2 separate regions of the Homo sapiens genome follow, and region 2 is linked to region 1. The links are chromatin contacts, found by Hi-C or POLR2A ChIA-PET in ENCODE. All regions are on one chromosome and are shown on one strand. The core of a region is the stretch at or near the end of the contact, and the rest is flanking DNA. Distances in the headings are between cores, read along the strand shown.

Region 1 (6,115 bases), core at 2,586-5,085:
GGTGGCTCACGTCTGTAATCCCAGCACTTTGGGTGGCTGAGGTGGGTGGATCACGAGGTCAGGAGATCGAGACCATCCTGGCTAACACAGTGAAACCCCGTCTCTACTAAAAATACAAAGAATTAGCCGGGTGTTGTGGCGGGCGCCTGTAGTCCCAGCTACTTGGGAGGCTGAGGCAGGAGAATGGTGTGAACCCGGGAAGCGGAGTTTGCAGTGAGCCAGGATCGCGCCACTGCACTCCAGCCTGGGTGACAGTGCGAGACTCCATCTCAAAAAAAAAAAGAAAAAGAAAATTAGTGTTGAAATGAAAAGTATTTCCCTTGGAAATTAGTAACTTTTTAGATTCTTTGAATTCATCTTTAATATAAAAATAATTTGTTGTCATTATGCATATTCATTAAGGAGCCAAATAATACAGTTAATGGTATGGTGTTTGGTAAAACATTAGCTATAATTTTAATCTCTGTGCTTCAAGAGGATATTTAAAATTCATGCTTACTGTGTACATGGCAAGTTTCCAGTTCTCATTCTAACTAATCGTTTACATGTAGCACATAAGCTAGAATTTCTTATAGTTACAGTTGACCCTTGAACAACACAGGGGCTAGGAGTGCCAACCCCCGTATGCAGTCAAAATTCTAGGTATAACTTTTTTTTTTTTTTTTTTGAGATGGAGTCTTGCTCTGTTGCCCAGGCTGGAGCGCAATGGCATGATCTCAGCTCACTGCAACCTCCACCTTCCAGGTTCAAGCAGTTCTCCCACCTCAGCCTTTCGAGTAGCTGGGATTACAGGCATGCCCCACCACGCCCGGCTAATTTTTGTATTTTTAGTAGAGATGGGGTTTCACCATGTTGGCCAGGCTGGTCTCAAACTCCTGACCTCAAGTGATCTGCCCACCTTGGCCTCCCAAAGTGCTGGGATTTCAGGCGTGAGCCACAGCACCCAGCCTAGGTGTAGGATTTGACTCCCTAAAAAAATACGCCAGGTGCGGTGGCTCACGCCTGTAATTCCAGCACTTTGGGAGGCTGAGGCGGGCGGATCACAAGGTCAGGAATTCGAGACCAGCCTGGCTGATATGGCGAAACCCTGTCTCTACTAAAAATACAAAAAAAAATTAGCCGGGCATGGTGGCACATGCCTGTAATCCCAGCTACTCAGGAGGTTGAGTCAAAAGAATCGCTTCAACCCAGGAGGCAGAGGTTGCAGTGAGCTGAGATCGTGCCACTGCACTCCAATCTGGGCGACAGAGTGTGACTCCATCTCAAAAAAAAAAAAAAAAAAAAACTTTACTACCAATAACATAGCCAATTAACAATAACATAGCCAATTAATACATGTTTTGTAAATGTATTATATACTGCATAATATATACCTTACCAATAACATAGCCAATTAACACGTTTTGTAAATGTATTATATACATTTACAAATAACCTTACCAATAACATAGCCAATTAACACGTTACCTTACCAATAACATAGCCTTACCAATAACATAGCCAGTTAACACATGTTTTTTAATGTATTATAAACTGCATTCTTACGAAAAAGTAAGCTAGGGGAAAATATTAAGAAAATCATAAAAGAAAATATATTTACTATTCATTAAGTGGAAATGGATCGTCATAAAGGTCTTCATCCTCATCATCATGTTGAGTAGGCTGAAGAGGAGGAGGAAAAGGAGCAATTGGTCTTGCTGTCTCAGGGGTGGCAGAGGCAAAAGAAAATCCATGTGTAAGTAGATCTGCACAGATCAAACCCACCTTGTCCAAGGGTCAACTGTGTATTTTTTTACCACAACCCTATAAAAGTAACTACTATTTTCCAGCCGCATTTTACAGTCAGGTATTTATTGACAATAATATTGTCTTCTAGCTCTTGTTCAGCTTCTGGAATTTCTGAGCAGCCCTCGTCAGTACAAGATGGACCCCGTAGTCTTGAGTTACATGGACAGTCTACTGCGGCAATCAGATGTCTCACTATTGGATCCGCCAAGCTGGCTCAATGACCATATTATTGGGTTTGCGTTTGAGTACTTTGCCAACAGTCAGTTTCATGACTGCTCTGATCACGTCAGTTTCATCAGCCCTGAAGTCACCCAGTTCATCAAGTGCACTAGCAACCCAGCAGAGATTGCCATGTTCCTTGAACCACTGGACCTCCCCAACAAGAGAGTTGTATTTTTAGCCATCAATGATAACTCCAACCAGGCAGCTGGAGGAACCCACTGGAGTTTATTGGTCTACCTCCAAGATAAAAATAGCTTTTTTCATTATGATTCCCATAGCAGGAGCAACTCAGTTCACGCAAAGCAGGTAGCAGAGAAACTGGAGGCTTTCTTAGGCAGAAAAGGAGACAAACTGGCCTTTGTGGAAGAGAAAGCCCCTGCCCAACAAAACAGCTATGACTGTGGGATGTACGTGATATGTAACACTGAGGCCTTGTGTCAGAACTTCTTTAGGCAACAGACAGAATCACTGCTGCAGCTACTCACCCCTGCATACATCACAAAGAAGAGGGGAGAATGGAAAGATCTCATTACCACACTTGCTAAAAAGTAGCTATTGAAGTATATTTGCGACTTTTGAAGGCTCCTCTTTCTGCCCTTCCCCATTTGTTGGATGGCTGCAATCTCAGTGCCTGAGGGAAGATGCCTAGTAGAGGAAAGCTTAATACTCTTTTTCCTGAAAGAATATCATCCTCTGCATTATCCCCATGGAACGTTTCACTTTAACCCTGACTGGGGAGCAATATGTTCTGTGAAAATATCTTGAAATTGTACACCAAAACCTTACAACCAACTTATTTGAACATTTATTACACACAGGGTTTACGTAAGACTTTTCTTATTGGTATATAATTAATTTCCTTTGGTCTCCCTTATCCACATTGGCTTATTCTGGAGGAAAAGCAGTGATCTGTAAAACAAATCAAGAATATATTAAATCTAGAGGAATGCAGAGAAGAAAACTATAAAACAGAACCAAAAACTTGTTGCACAGCCTACATAATTAAGAGATCAACTGGCTGGAAGCAGATCAAGGCCTAACTTCATTCAAGACCTAAATATTATGAGACTCAGTTATTCGGTTTTATGTGACATCTCTTCCATTCACCATGCACAGGCTTTTCCAGCTATCTATATAATGTTTGCAAATATTTGATAAAGATGATGTTACCCTATCTTCCTCCATCTGATTCCTGGAATGCTTGAAGAAAGGGGAAATCTTGAGTAACCTCATTAAAATTAATGTCTGGTGGACCTCTCAGTTTGCTCACTGATTGGGTAGACTTGCTACTCTGGATTAATAACTGCTTTTCTCTGCCTTGTCTATTAGCCATGCACACACTTCCTCCTTATATCCAAAGTTCTTTGGTTCTAAAATTCATAGTTGATACCTTCCCAAGGTTACCTGTTGTTTCAGATAAACATTTGTTCTTCCTGATAGTTATAGGTTTTCCTCTCTGTCCTTAATTCTGGCAGAATTGTTTTTAGTTATGTCATGGTAATTTCAGGATGATTTTTGTATCTGAAACTTAACAGACTTAGAGTTGGTTTGTTTTTTAAATATAAAGGAAGAAAAGTGACCTTTCTCAGCCCTTTTACTTAATTAAAAATGCAGGGAATGTAATTTGTAAAATGTGGAACCAAGAGTAGAACGAAATACTATCCCTCCAGAAGCACTGATGTGTTTCAGTTGTTTCAAATAGTAAACAACCAGATGACATGTTAGGTACACAAATTAATTCTATTCCTAATGAGAATTAGATTGCAAGGCCTATGAGACTTGAAAACCAAAGATGAGCTTCAGCCATGAAACTTATTTCAGCTACCTCCCCAGCCTAACCCTGCCCCCAGCCCTCATGGCCCAAAATAACCTCACCACTCAGTGACCACAGAGAAAGTAACTTGGTTCCTTTTAGCCGAGAAGGGAAAACACAGTAAGGGTAAATAAGTACAGGTTACATAGCAGGCCTGAGTGAGCAGGAGCTGAAACTAAAAGTCAAAGAGAAAGCTATCAAAAAAAGTTTCCATTTCAAGTCGGTACATTTTGGATAAAAACCAGTCCTAATGGAAGATGGGGCTAGGAAAAAGATTAGGAACTGGCAGTCATCCATAGAGGTGAAATACAGAGGGAGGGACAGCAAGAGAAGTGACAAAGGTCACTGATGATAGGCCACAAGTGTAGATAAAGATAAGAAAACAATGTTATTTCAGTGACTGTTGACTTAGGCAGCTAATCTAGACTATTAAAGTCAAATCCTCTCTGGGAAAAGTTATCTTTCTGACAATGCAAAGTATGTTTATTTAAATATCAGAGTATCTTCAATCTGAGAATTAAAGCATATGAAAGCAATCTTTCCTAACTCCCTACGATTCATCTTATAAGTAAATTTATAAGTAAATTTTTAAACTACACTAGTCTTTTAAATATATATAGAAAAATATATATACACACGTATAGACATGTATATGTAATCTATCTACATATATATAAAAAATGCATTTTCCAAATGCATTAGCCTGATTGGACTGTGCCACAGATTAGTGTCCTCCTATGAAATTTTGAGTATGTCATTTGTAAATGTTAGCATTATAAATTGCAGGAGAATTTAAGAATTGACTTGTATTTCACTGGATACTATAGTACCCGGTAAGTTACACACCTGCTTGACCACATACCATTCATGTTACATGACACAAAATAGGAAAAAATCTTTTGCTGGTATTGCGTTCCCTTCTCTCTTAGAGTCAAAAGGATCTATTCTGCAAAATTAATCAAAATATTCAAAAGGAAGGCAGGTTTTTCAAAACTGGGCTAAGCAATTATCAAACTGAACTAACCTGCTTTCAGATATCCTGTTGTATTGCCCGGTAAGTATAGTCACACTTGTCCAACCCGTGTCTCAATATGGAATTCAGAAAAGTTACCATATATAAACCCAGCTATAAATGGTTGTAGAAAATATAAGTATCAGTGGGTTTCCTATGTAATAGTGTTTAAAACACAAATATTTCAACCATTTGGCAAGGTATATGTTGAAGTTCACAAGCGCTGGTCCTAACCAGATCAGATAAAGTGGATTATGTTTCTGATATGTACCTAATTATTTTGACTATACTATAATTTTACAATATGCATATTGACCGTATGTTTTAATAACACATTCCATTGAAATGACCAAGTAGAATTTCTCAGTTACATGGGGCAGGCCGGGCGCAATGGCTCATGCCTGTAATCCCAGGACTTTGGGAGGCCAAGGCAGGCAGATCACCTGAGGTCAGGAGTTCAAGACCAGCCTGGCCAACATGGCGAAACCCCGTCTCTACTAAAAATACAAAAATTAGCCGGGCATGGTAGGTGGGCGCCTGTAATCCCAGCTACTCAGCAGGCTGAGGCAGGAGAATCACTTGAACCTGGGAGGCGGAGGTTGCAGTGAGCTGAGATTGTGCCACTGCACTCCAGCCTAGGCAACAGAGCGAGACTCTTATCTCAAAAAAAAAAAAAAAAGTATTTACAGAAATGTACATGCTATGGTGTTAGAGCATGAATGTCAAATCCAGGGTCTGTCAGATTCAGTAGTCTCATCTACAAAATAAACCTTGTTTTCCTTCTGTCCTACTCAGTTCCATTTTAAGACTAACAACAAGTTTGAAAACTTAGTTTTATATTGCTATGCAGCTAAACAGCTGTGTAAAAAATGGCTGATAATTACTGTTATGTACAAAAGAGAAACTTATTCAAGGATGGTGAATAGCAACAACTAACCTTTTTATCACTCTGTAATGTGCAGGGTACTTTATGCACACATATTACACAAGTACCTTGCATATTATATATGCATCATTATATATATTACCATATATATAAAGTAACTTGTACATTTTTGAGGTTCTATAGAAATATATAATCTCATTAATTCTTATGTTCTCATGTTTCAACAGGTACTGTTATTCTCATTTTATAAATAAACTCAGAAGCTCAGTCACGTGGCCTCCATCTCGTCTCACACTTTTTCCACCTATTCCTTTCTCCCTGTCCTAGAAAATGGCAAGAACTTCACACTTGAACATTTTAAATGTAGTCTAGCCTCAGTTTCTAAATTTCATAT
Region 2 (6,115 bases), core at 919-3,418, 56 kb after region 1:
GCTAAATTTAGAAATTTGAGGCCAGGTGCAGTGGCTCACACCTGTAATCCCAGCACTTTGAGAGGCTGAGGTGAGCAGCTCACCTGAGGTCGAGAGTTGGAGACCAGCCTGACCAACATGGAGAAACCCCGTCTCTACTAAAAAATACAAAATTAGCCGGGTGTGGTGGCGCATGCCTGTAATCCCACCTACTCGGGAGGCTGAGGCAGGAGAATCACTTGAACCCAGGAGGCGGAGACTGCAGTGAGCCGAGATCACGCCATTGCACTCCAGCCTGGGTAACAAGAGCAAAACTCCGTCTCAAAAAAAAAGAAAGAAATTTGAAAGCAGCCAGCAACATCAAGGCACAGATGGAGCTTGAGCTACCCTCTTCAGGCTATTCAGAAAATTCTCCCAAGGGGAAGTTGGGAAGGAGAACTTCTATTTGGCCCCAGCCTAAACTCTCCTGGAAGCTCGATGGGGCCTCTGTCAGCTTTCCCCTCTGGACCTGCCCATTTGTCCCAGAGGTGCCCACTGAGGCTACCTCAATGCCTGTCAAACTAAAACTTAAACCTAAGAGTGTCTGCAGCATGGTCTCCAGCCAGCCTGATCAGAAGACTATGGAGGGGGCCAGGCACGTGGCTCACACCTGTAGTCCCTGTAATGCTAGCACTTTGGGAGGCTGAGGTGGGTGGATCACCTGAGGTCAGGAGTTCAAGACCAGCCTGGCCAACATGGTGAAACCCCATCTCTACTAAAAATACAAAAATTAGCTGGGCGTGGTGGTGGGCACCTGTAATCCCAGCTACTCGGGAGGCTGAGGCAGGAGGATCACTTGAACCTGGGAGGCAGAGGTTGCAGTGAGCCAAGATCCCACCACGGCACTCCAGCCTGGGTGACAGAGTGAAACTGTCTCAGAAAAAAAAAAAAGAAAAAAGAAGGAGGGGCATACTGACTCCTCACTGAAGAATGGGATAGACACCCTCTATTCTACCTCTCCCAGCAAGGCCATAAGTCTTTGCTCTGAAAGGAGCCAGACTTTAGAGCCGGCTACAGGTGGACATGGGGTGAAGACATCAGGTTGCGAGGGTACCCTCTCTCGTTCCCTAGGAGCCTGGCCCCTGCAAGGAGGGGCACCTTTAAACAATCAAGCATAGTGAGTGGGGCGGCAAGCAGAGCAGAGACACAGACGACAGCGGGGTGGAGCCCCACCAGTCCCTCTGAGTATAAGGCAGAGGGAGTCCCGCTGGGGTCCACATCCCTGTGTGTCTCGGGCTGATTTGGACACAAGGCTCACACATTCATCCTACCTGCCCCAGTGCTAGCTGGCCGAGGATGCCAGGCTGTACCCGACCTTAGGCTGTGCGGCTTGGAACCTGGACCGGGGCAGGAATTGACAGGTTCCCCCAAACAATGTCACTCCCAGGACCCTAAGACCTCAAGCAGCAGAAACCACAATTCTGGATGTTACGTGCAGCGCCAGCTCCTGTCTGCCCTGCCTCCTTATCCCTTTCTCCCAGGGCGACTTTGGACCAGGTCTCGAGGCCGGGAGACCGGCCCCAGCCCGCCCGACCGGGATGGGCCTGGCGCCCGGGGGAGGCCGCGTCGTGCTGAGACAGCTCCGAGCTGCCTCCCCGCAGCCGCGGGCCGCTACAATACGGATTCGGCGGCGAGAGGAAACAGTCTGGCCCTCCAGGGGACGCAGGGAAATCCAACCTTTGGGTCGGGGGCAATTAGGACTGGGAGTCGATACCGCGGGCAACGAATGATGAATGAATAAATGAAAGGATGAACAGAGTGGCGAGGCGGAGATGGGCCATGCGGGGCGTCCCGAGGAGGGTGCCCTTCCTTGCCCCGATGCTGCCGGGACCGTCCCTCATCCCCCAGGTCGCAGCAGACTCAGCCAAGACACCCGGTCCTAGTGCGAACACCTCGCGGGCCCCGGGAGACGCCTGGGCGCGCGGTGCAGCTCTGGCCCGGAGCCCGCATTCCGGCGGCCGGGAAGTGCCTGCCCCGTGGGCAGAACGCGCCGAGTTGCCGCGGCCCCAGGAGCCGTCCTGCCCCGCGCGGCAGCAGCCCCTCGCGGCGGCCTCCGGAACCCCCGAGACCGGCCCCCGGGCCGCAACCCCTTACCCGCCCTCCTCGGTGGCCTCGCTCCGGCTTAAAGCGGTCATCCCGGCGCCTGCACCCAGCGCCCCGACCGCGCGCCGGGACCCAGCGCCCGCCGGACCCCGCCCGCCCCGTCGAGAGCCCGCCCCGCCCGCCCGCCCATTGGCGGGTCGCGCGGGCCGGGCACAGCCCATTGGCCGTTCCTCCCCCTCATTCCCCAGCTTCCCCAGCTTCTCTCCTTCCCCACCTTCCCCAGGTGGGGCTCCAAGCTCTGAGCAGATCCTAGCGCTCGGTTCCCCGGACTGGGAGGTCCCGGAGGCCAGGGCCTGGCGCGGCACCTCCTGTCCCTCACGTCGAGGGTATTGTGTCCCCTCTGGACGCTTCTGTCGTCCTAGTCTTGCGGCTTGGGTCCCTCTGCAGGAACCAATTCCGGCCCCTCTCCAACCTAACCCTTCCCAACATAGAGCTCCGGATAAGTTTCAATTTTACCGTCAGTGGGGAACACCAAAGGGGATATTGAACACCATGGTCTGACAGCCAAGTCACCACCACGAACCCGGGAGCCAGGATGCTCCCACGCACTTTTGCCGGAGTTAACATTGCAGTTTCTCCAAGGAAATACACTTTTGGAGGAGTCTGCAAAGGGGCTGAAGGTGGACACAAATCAAAGGCAGGGAAGCAGAGGCACGTGCGCTCAGTGTGACAATGAGCTTTTGCCTGGCCTGCAGGCCCTTTCCTCTTCCATCCCCACCAGGACACTTGGTCCTTGGGAGTGTGGTCAGGGGAGAGGAAAAGCGCAGGCCAGATTTGGTCCCATTCCCAACTCTCTCCCCCAGCCCTTTGGCACTACAGCATCATGGTGGGAGGGCACCAGCAAACAGGAGGGGTCCCAAGGGGAGCCTAGGTCCACAACTGAGGACCTGGGAGCCAAACCCAGTCTCAGGCGCCCAGAGCTGACTCCTCCTACAGCCCCCATAAGGGATACGCTAATGCAGGAAGACCAAAGTGGAAGAACCATGGCCAAGGCCACTTTGCAATTTGGGTTTATCTACCAGAGTGGGAGGGAGGCCTTGTCCCTGCTCTTTCCCATCTTCGGTTCACGTAAGCCATTAAAGTCTCCCCGCAGCACTGAAGGGGGCAACCTGTAACCCTAAGATAGTAAGCTACTGCTTTCCCAGCGCCTCTGCACCAGGAGGTGGGCAGGATGGCAGGTGACACCACCATAGCTCCCACTGCGGGGCACGAGGCTGCAGCCATTCCCAGCCTGCTCAGAGGGCAGGGTTCAACCACCTCCCCCTCCCCAGCAGAAAAGAGAGGAAACAGGTGCTTCAGCTGTTGTTTATTGACATACAGGTAGGCTCTATAGCAACAGGCCTGGAGGTGCTGCAGTAGTGGGGGAAAATGGAAGGTGGAGGGTGGAGTGTTTGCTGCAGGACAGCTGAGTGGAGGGTGGGGACAGGTGCAAACTGGAGAGGCCTAGAGAGCTAGAGAAGCAAGTAAGGGCCAGGGCCAGAGTCGGCTTCAATGGAACAACAGCCCAGTGCCCTAAGGCCCCTAACTCTTGCTGGCTGTTTCTTGACCCCAAGCCAGGGTTGGGAGTCCTCTGGGCATCCATTTTTTCTAAAGGAACTGGACAGAGTACACACAGGAAAGGAAGCTGTCACCCTCTTGCCATCTGGCTCCAGGGGCCTCCAGTCCAGCATTCCTCCTTCTTCCCTTGATTGGGTGGGGCCACATGATGGGCAGCCAGGCTCTGGGCTGTCCCACTAGAGCAGGCTGCAAACACAGCCATGTTTCAGTGAGGCGTTGATCTTCTTCCCTGGTGTCCCAACCTACCAGTGCCACGTTACAGCCCAGAGTGAGTTCTACAAGCGTTGCTGGCCTAATGGATGGGCTGGGGGAAGGGGGTGGGACAGGGGCTGGAGGAGGGGCTCTGGGGTCCATCACGGCACAGGAACAACACGCATGGTGTTGGTGAAGCCGGAGCCAGGGCGCCATCCGGTCAGCACAATGACCACATCTCCCTTCTTGAAGAAGCCTCGGGCCTTGCCTGGAGGAAGAGAAGGGAGGTTGGTGAGTAAAAGCCAAGCCAGGCAGGTTTGCACCTGGGCAGCTGCCCCATAGCCTGAGTACTGAACTAGGCTGGCTGACCACTACTTCCTCACACCACAAGGTGGCACCAAACTCACAGCCCAGGCAAACAGGAGGAAGGCCCTGAAATGTCCTTATCACTCAGATGGCAGGGTTGGCAGGGACCTTTGGACATCATTCACTATCCTGGAGAGGGTGCAAAGCCTTGCCCAGGGTCAGAGCTAGCTGCTTCCTGTCATCTGATGATACCCTACCTTATACAGGGACAATGGCCACATCAGTACGTAATCTGTGTATGCCACCCCACAGCACAGGAGCTGTGGCCAATTTTATTTAAAAAAAAAACAAAAAACAAAAAAAACTCTCAGTAATGAGCAGATGCCAAAAAATGGACAATTTTGCTTTGAGCCCCAGACTAGAAGAGAAGAGGAACTGAATTGCTCAGCCCTACAACTCAAAGGACCCTTTTCCCTCCTGGCTCAGCTTAGGACTTCGGAGAATGAGAGATTCAGAATGAACATTCCCAATAAGGGAGAGGAACAGTCGCTGGGCCTTTTGCCCCACTAAGGTCTGTGTGTTCCCCTTTCTATTCCCCAAACTTTCGGGGTCCCACAGAAGCCAATGCTCAAGCATCCCCAAGCTCCTCTAGGCTCTAGCCCCTGCTCCAGCCACGTACCAACATTCATGGCAAAGTTCACCCGGAGGTCCACGTCCTCAGCCCAGGCCTCCTGGACTGGGTCCTTGCACAGCACAGGGAAGATGCCACGGTACAGGTGGGCCTGACGAGCTGTCTGGGGATTCCGGGTCACAGCAATGATGGGGGCACGTGGGCGGTATCTGGCCACCTGGTGAGCAGACCTGAGATGGGATGGGGGACATACAGAAGAGACCATTACACGAGGCCCCAGGAAGTACCCTCAGGGCGTTCAAACAGCTCACCCTCTCATCCAGCTCACTGAGGGCTCTGGCCTCTTCAACATCTGCTCCCTAGGACCCCTCCCGAGGCTCGGGCAGCCCCTCATCCTATATCCCCCACAGCATGCTAGGTTACCATTTGCCCTCTACCCCCATTCCACAGGCCAAGGGCTCAGGATCACCTTGACCCAGCAAGATCAGCCTCACCCACTTACCCCACACAGCCCATGGTTGGCAGAACCCCTCCTACACCCTGAACTCTGACACAGAGAGGCAGCCCTGGCCCAATGTCACCAGCACCCATTCCTCTCGCTGCCAATGACAGTGACAAGCCAAGCAGCACGTGACTAGCACCTGACTCTTGACATCTGCAAGGAGCAGTAGCAGAGCTGACCAGCCCCCTGGGAATCAACATCAGGCTTCTCTACTTTTGTGCCCTCTCCCTGCCCCACATGGCCCCTAGCTCCTGAAACAGTCCCAGCAACTGGGCTATAAAGGCCCAGAATCAAATCTGAGTATCTAGATGAGGCTTAGAAATCTAGGTGCTACTCAGCAGGCAAGAACAGGAAATGGGAGTGTTGCTGCAGGAGCAGCTCTGCCTGCCAAAGCTCCTTTGGAAGGCAGGGGACCCTTCTAAAGCCCCTCTGCCAGGCACTTTCTTGAACACTGACACTGCACACTTGTAGCTGCAGCTGTGTCTCAGGAGCTGGGGAGGGGCACCAGAAGGGAAGTTATGAGGACACTCAACAGGTGTCAGGGAAACTTAAGCCACATCACAGCAGAGAAGTCCCTGCACTTCACGCTTGGCCTCTATGCAAGGCCTTCAGAGGGAAGCAATTGCTGAAGCCAGGACCAGCTGAGTGAAACCCCAGAAGACTAGAGCTTAAAATAGCCAAACAGCAAGAACTGGACCTTTTAAGAAAGGTCAACCCTACGGGTTGGAGCTGTTCAGCCAAGAGTGGGAGGCTGGAGCCCTCTGCTGAGGGCATCTGCACAGAGCTTGTGTCCTGGTTCTCTGGGC

What was found. A loop is a pair of places that touch in the nucleus more often than their neighbours do. ChIA-PET counts read pairs that join two places held with the same protein, here RNA polymerase II (POLR2A). Pooled maps may share reads with other maps.
Region 2: a pooled map shows a loop between it and region 1 (2.2-fold over the local background). The contact joins the promoter of GRAMD2A here to the enhancer-like site in region 1. A Hi-C loop is called at or near these places in 2 of 50 pooled maps. POLR2A ChIA-PET finds 5 or more read pairs at or near these places in 6 of 52 experiments (A549, AG04450, MCF 10A and 3 more).

Annotation. Positions count from the first base shown.
Region 1 is chr15:72,137,701-72,143,815 of GRCh38, forward strand. SENP8 (SUMO peptidase family member, NEDD8 specific) reads left to right here. Exons shown (of 2, transcript NM_145204.4): 2 at 1,877-5,992. The coding sequence starts at 1,924. The coding sequence ends at 2,562. Among named protein-coding and RNA genes, the nearest start is that of SENP8, 22 kb to the left of the region's middle. RefSeq lists an enhancer at 4,073-4,162. Within about 2 kb of position 3,836, at least 2 of the 41 ENCODE cell types and tissues checked have a DNase peak (open chromatin) inside an H3K27ac peak, as active enhancers do.
Region 2 is chr15:72,195,619-72,201,733 of GRCh38, forward strand. GRAMD2A (GRAM domain containing 2A) reads right to left here and starts at 2,169. Exons shown (of 12, transcript NM_001012642.3): 1 at 2,113-2,169. The coding sequence starts at 2,153. It overlaps PKM (pyruvate kinase M1/2), which reads right to left. Exons shown (of 11, transcript NM_002654.6): 10 at 4,856-5,037; 11 at 3,411-4,138. The coding sequence ends at 4,032. RefSeq lists an enhancer at 1,607-1,786 and a silencer at 1,897-2,316.